2 separate regions of the Homo sapiens genome follow, and region 1 is linked to region 2. A link is a loop called in an ENCODE intact Hi-C map of the cell type or tissue named here. Cell type or tissue: heart left ventricle. All regions are shown on one strand. Each heading gives the region's core, and the rest is flanking DNA. Links, peaks and the distances in the headings are about the cores only. Region 1 overlaps KANK4 (KN motif and ankyrin repeat domains 4). Region 2 has its middle 29 kb from the start of USP1.

The links. Peaks named below come from ENCODE experiments on the same cell type or tissue, not always from the same donor. Only the 100,000 strongest peaks of a DNase experiment are listed, where the experiment ranks them.
Region 1: it touches region 2 in a loop (3-fold over the local background); 20 of 110 quality-filtered maps call a loop at or near these places.

What each region holds. Positions count from the first base shown.
Region 1 is chr1:62,298,491-62,301,407 of GRCh38, reverse strand. All of the region lies in intron 1 of KANK4 (KN motif and ankyrin repeat domains 4), which reads left to right. Among named protein-coding and RNA genes, the nearest start is that of KANK4, 19 kb to the left of the region's middle. In heart left ventricle, for the core only: no CTCF peak of the experiment used is centred there; a DNase peak (open chromatin) is centred at 1,447.
Region 2 is chr1:62,406,433-62,409,349 of GRCh38, reverse strand. No RefSeq gene overlaps it. Among named protein-coding and RNA genes, the nearest start is that of USP1, 29 kb to the left of the region's middle. In heart left ventricle, for the core only: a CTCF peak has its summit at 1,745 (motif pointing right); no DNase peak of the experiment used is centred there.

The DNA.
Region 1 (2,917 bases), core at 105-2,604, 110 kb after region 2:
GCCAGGTTCATCACTGGTTAATTTCAGTCTATGTCTGGACCTTTGGTGTTAGTACCTGAAAATCTTAACTGAGCCCAGGTCCCTGCTGTGCAATGCAAGAACCCAGTAGTAGGAGCGTGCACACATTTCCACATAGTGCATATGTTTCTCTTTCTCCCAGTCTCCCCATCTGTGAAATGAGAGAGTTGAACTCGGTAATTGCAGGAGCCTGTCCAGCTCTTGTGCTCCGTAAGTCTGTTTCATGTTCTGCTTACCTGGAGCCTACTGTGTTCCCAGCACATGATAGATGCTTTTGGGCAATGCTGAGAGAACACAAAAGGCATTGAGCTGTCACGGAGCCGAAACTCAGTCAGGAAGACAAAGCCAACACTCATGAAACTGCCAACCATGTAAGACGTTATGTAATTATGCCTGCAATTTCAGATTATATACATTTGTAATGGTTCAGTACAGGAGAAGAAAAGCTTCTGTTCTCTTACAAGAAAAAAAATAAATAAAAGGAGCATTTAGGGAAAGGTATTAAGTCTGGCCAGACTGCTTGCCAGACTTGCTATTTCCCTCTTGAAGTCAGTTGTTCATTCTGTAAATATTTATTGAATGTCTACTAATAGTCCAGAATCTGGGGACATACGCCCCTCATTGCAGTCAGAGTTGTATTTAAAACCCAGCTTTCGTCTTGTTCCTCCCTGCTTAAGAACTTTTGATGGTTTCCTATTCTAGAAAATAAAATGAGCTGACTTCCAACCTCTGTCTTCCGCCATCCGCTTCCCCGACCCTGTACTCTAGGCCAGGATTGCTGGTCATTCTTCAAGCCCACCATACATGTTTTCATCTCTAGCTAGAGAGCTGCTTCTCCCATCTGCCTGCTTAACTTTTACTCATCCTTCAACGCCCAGCTCAAAAATACCAGATCTGTGATGTTTTTCTGATCCTCTGAGATGCTCCAGCCACACCTCTCTAACACCACATAGGTCCTTGTTTAGGTCTCTGCCTCCCATTTTGGACGGTGAGTTCCTTAAAGAAAAGAACCCTGTCTTTTTCATCCATGAGTCCACAGAACCTAGCCCAGTGCCTGAAGAAGAATTTCTGATAAATGGATGATTGCACACAATCTGTCGAGGCTGGTCTTTGAACAGAAAAGGGTCTCTTTTCTTCTTTCCTCAAGTTACTGGGCTATTGAACTTCATGCCTTGTGGCCAGTGAAGGGGACTCAATGGTTGAGAAAGCATTGTGGTCTCTTTCTCTGAGCAGTCGTGGAGAGACTGGAGCCACTGGAGCCTCACTTTTGCCCTGGAGGGGGACTTTCAGCAGCAGCAGCAGCTGAACCCACATACACCAGAGGACTGTGGTGAAGGAGGCATTTGTGTTGGGCTTGGCAGGTGGGAGGCCTTTGTGTTCCAGAGCACAAGTGGGTAAGTATGTCGGACAGGCTGCAGGCTGCACACACATGCCGAGGGGCTGGGCCCAAAACGCCTTCTGACCTGGGAAGAAAAGGAGGCATTGTGTGCACTGGCAGCACTCCAAGGGAAATATTCCAGTTGTTCTATTTTGAACGGCTCACTCTTTTAAAAAAGAAAAGTCCAGAGGTGAACATCTCTCTCCCACTCCAAAACATCCTACCTACAAATTTCAAATCATTTGCTACCCTCAAAATATGAATTAATCCATTATTTAAATAATTCATTAATTCAGCTGCTACATCTTTATGAGGCAGCACTATGGTCAGCATTGTACTAAGCACTTGGGAAACAGAAGTAAAGAAGACACGGTCCTCATCACTGTAGGCTCTATTCCTGATTGCTTGCTGGGTGTCTAAATCCTTTTGGAACCTGGTCCCGCCCCTTCTCTTGTGCCTGATTTTTCTCTGCTCCTTGGCAATCCTTCCTTGAGGCTTCTGTCTGCTGCTGCCCATTCTCTACCTCTGCACCCCCGGTCCTGTACTGTGCCATGTTGTGGGGTCATCAGGTACCAGCTCACCACCTTTTCTAGACTCAGGTGGGCACAGACAGAACCAGGCTTCAGTCTGGGCCATTAAGAGCTTGGGCAGTTGTCTGGGTGTGTCACTCATGCCTGTAATCTGAACACTTTAGGAGGCTGTGGCGGGAGAATCACTTGAGCCAGGACTTTGAGACCAGCCTGGGGAACATAATGAGAGCCTGTCTTTACAAAAAATTTTTTAAAAATTAGCCAGGCATCATGGCATGCACCTGTGGCCCCAGCTACTCTGGAGGCTGAGGCAGGAGGATCACTTGAACTTAGGAGGTCGAGGCTAGATTGAGCTGTGATTTTAACCACTGTAATCCAGCACTCCGGCCTGGGCAACAGAGCAAAACACTGTCTTAAAAAAAAAAATCTTGGGCAGGAACACCTAAATTCATCCCTAGCTCTGCCTTTTACTATCTTTGTGACTATGACCAAGTTACTAAGCCTCTCTGAGCTTAGGCTTCCTATTCTGTTAAACAGAAAAAAAAAAATAATACATAGAGACATAGAGTCTTTGAGAAGAGTAAATAATAATAGTGTAGTACTTGGCACAGTGCCTAATATACCACACAACAACTCTCAATAAATAATAACAAAACAACTGACTTTTATTGGGCACTTACCAGTTTCTTCCTTCCCTCAAAAACAACAGCAACCACAGCTTGTATTTCAGTGTCTTCTACATGCCAAGTACTGTGTAAGGTATAGGCATGTAGCCATCAGAACAGCCTTATACAGTGGAGAGTGTTACTTTGTACCATTTTATAGCTGAGGAAGCTGGCTTCAAGGGCTAGAGTGACTTACCCAAGGTCACACGGTTTCAAGTGCTGGTGCTAGGAATCATGATTAGGGCTGTTGAGCTCCTTCCCATTCCTCCCCAACCAGACAAATACCCTGACCACACACTTTGCTACTTGGTGCTGGGACCAGCAGA
Region 2 (2,917 bases), core at 284-2,783:
AGGCGTGCACTACCACACCTGGCTATTTTTTTGTACTTTTAGTAGAGACAGGGTTTCACCATGATGGCCAGGTTGGTCTTGAACTCCTAAGCTCATGCAATCCACCTGCCTTGGCCTCCCAAAGTGCTGGGATTACAGGCGTGAGACACTGCGCCTAGCTGATCATCTTCTTGATGAGCCTTCTTTGTCCGTCCTTTCCCTCCTCTGCGCACAATTCAGCCAGCTTTGACTGGCCACTGTGTTCCAGCCCCAGTGCTGGTCCAGGAGTTACAAAATTAATAGGATCAAATTTCACCCTTTAGGAACTCATATTTCTGTAGGACTCACCAAGTAATGAGGTTAATCAAGTCATCTTTATGTTACCATTTCACATAGGACTTACTCCTGTTATAGTACTTTATACCAAGTGTTGACTCCTTTGTGTACGTATCTGAGTCTCTTGATGTTTATATTTCCATTCCTAATTAACATATTTTATTCTGATTTTATACAAAGGGATGGGGAGGAATAAATAATTTGTTTATATATCTACCTCCTCTGTTAGGCTGTGGCTTCTTTTAGAAAGTGAATCCTGCATTATTTGTCTTTGTGAATATAGTAGGTACTTAATAAATAAATGGACAAATGAATAAATTCTTACCTGTTCTGACATTCTGTAGTTCAAAAGTTGCCTCTGTAGAAAAGCCCACAGCAAACTTTTCTGATTTTTCTTCACAGAGACTTCCATTATACCACTTAGCCTTTTGTTATATTTTTATATTGTTTGCTCTACATTGAGATAATTTTTTAAAACCCTAGATTTCTAGTATCTAGGGCCTGGCTGGAGTGCAATGGCGTGATCTTAGCTCACTGCATCCTCTGCCTCCAGGGTTCAAGTGATTCTCCTGCCTCAGCCTCCGGAGCAGCTGGGATTACAGGCATGTGCAACTATGCACAGCTAATTTTTATATTTTTAGTAGAGATGGGGTTTGCCATGTTGGCCAGGCTGGTCTTGAACTCCTGACCTCAGGTGATCTGCCCACCTCGGCTTCCCAAAGTGCTGGGATTACAAGTGTAAGCCACTGTACCCAGCCAGGTTGAAGTTTTCAAATGCAAGCCCACCAAGTAGGTCTTAGAAATGTCCACTATTTAAAACATTCAACATTACATATAAAACAACTTAAATTGTAAAACTTAAAACTTCTTAAGTAGTTAAAAGACAGAATTTTGTAGTTAAAAGAGAGAACATGCACAAATAATTGACCAGTTTACTAATTAACTAAAGGTTAAAGAGAAAAAAATTAAAGGGAACTTGGCCGGCACGGTGGCTCACTCCTATAATTCCAGCACTTTGTGAGGCCAAGGCGGGCAGATCACCTGAGGTCAGGAGTTCGAGATCATCCTGGCCAACGTGGCGAAACCCTGTTTCTATTAAAAATACAAAAAATTACTCAGGCCTGGTGGCAGGCGCCTGTAATCCCAGCTACTGGGGAGGCTGAGGCACGAGAATCGCTTGAACCTGGGAGGCAGAGGTTGCAGTGAGCCGAGATCGCACCACTGCACTCTAGCTTGGGGGATGGAGCGAGACTGTCTCAAAAAAAAAATTAAAGGGAACCTTTAAAGTTTTAACCTTTTAACTAGTTAACTGAAAGTAAGTATCACCTACGATTTATCCAACTGAAGTATCTCTGGAACATGTGCTTTAATACTTTGAACCAATTCAAGATATGAGGACTATCTGAGATGTGCTTTTAAGTTTCTTAACAGTAGGTGGCGCTCACATCATAGTGTTGGTTGGTCTTTAAATTTGCTGGTTTTCCAAAAGATAGTGGCCTGGGGAGGCCAAAAGATGGTTCTCCACATTCATTATGTATGTGGAGGTCAGAATGTGTAATTGTTATAAGGACAAAAAACAGAATTGTATTAAACAATAAGTATTGCTAGTAATTTATCCAGACTCTGTTAGCTAGTACTCTAGGCAGTTGGGCACGTTTCTTTGCTTGTGTGGTTTAATCAATATACTGGTTAAAGAAAAGCAGGAGGGAAGAGTGACAATTTAGCAGGATGTTGAAAAGTGAGCAGTATGGGCTTTGGAATTAGATAGACCTACAGTTATATAAAACAAGGGATACCAAGCCCCTCGTTAATATTTACTCTTCAGCGTGGTTTTCACCTCCATTACTCTATTAAAAACAGTTTCCCCACCACCACACCTGGCTAATTTTTGTATTTTTAGTAGAGACAGGGTTTCACCATGTTGGCCAGGCTGATCTCGAACTCCTGACCTCAGGCGATCCACCCGCCTCGGCCTCTCAAAGTGCTGGGATTACAGGTTTGAGCCACTGCGCCTGGCCTTAGCTAGTCTTCTTGCATCTGATAGCAATACCCCACAGATCAGGAGGAGATTCCAGACGTAGATCAGATTTCAGAATCAGTAGGGATTCTCAGTAGAGGAACAACGTAGCAGAAAATCTCAATCACAGCCAATGCTCAGTTAATTCCAGCTTCTACCCATCCTGCTCCATGTTGGTCCCCAAGGTAGCATCCGGGCTCTGATAGACTCATGTGGCATGAAGGGAAGGAGGAGGTTTCTGGTTTGTTGTCATCCTTGGCCAGCATCAGCTGCTGTCAGTCTTGTGTTGCATCCTTGTTTATTGGCCTCTATCTCCACTGCATTTGGTGAGGTAATGACAACTAATTAAGTCTCTCTTCTATGTTCTTGACTTAATTTACTCATTTAGTTCACACAACTATCCTATCAGGTAAGAACTATTGTTACATTCATTTTACAGGTGAGAAAACCTAGGTGCAGAGAGGTTAGGTAAATTGCCCCAGGCCATACAGCTAGACAGCGGCAAATACACTGGCTCCAGACCTGTCTCTTAACCATAGGCTGCATTACCTCTTTCTATCTGGTGTTCCCAAGGGCCCTACTTGG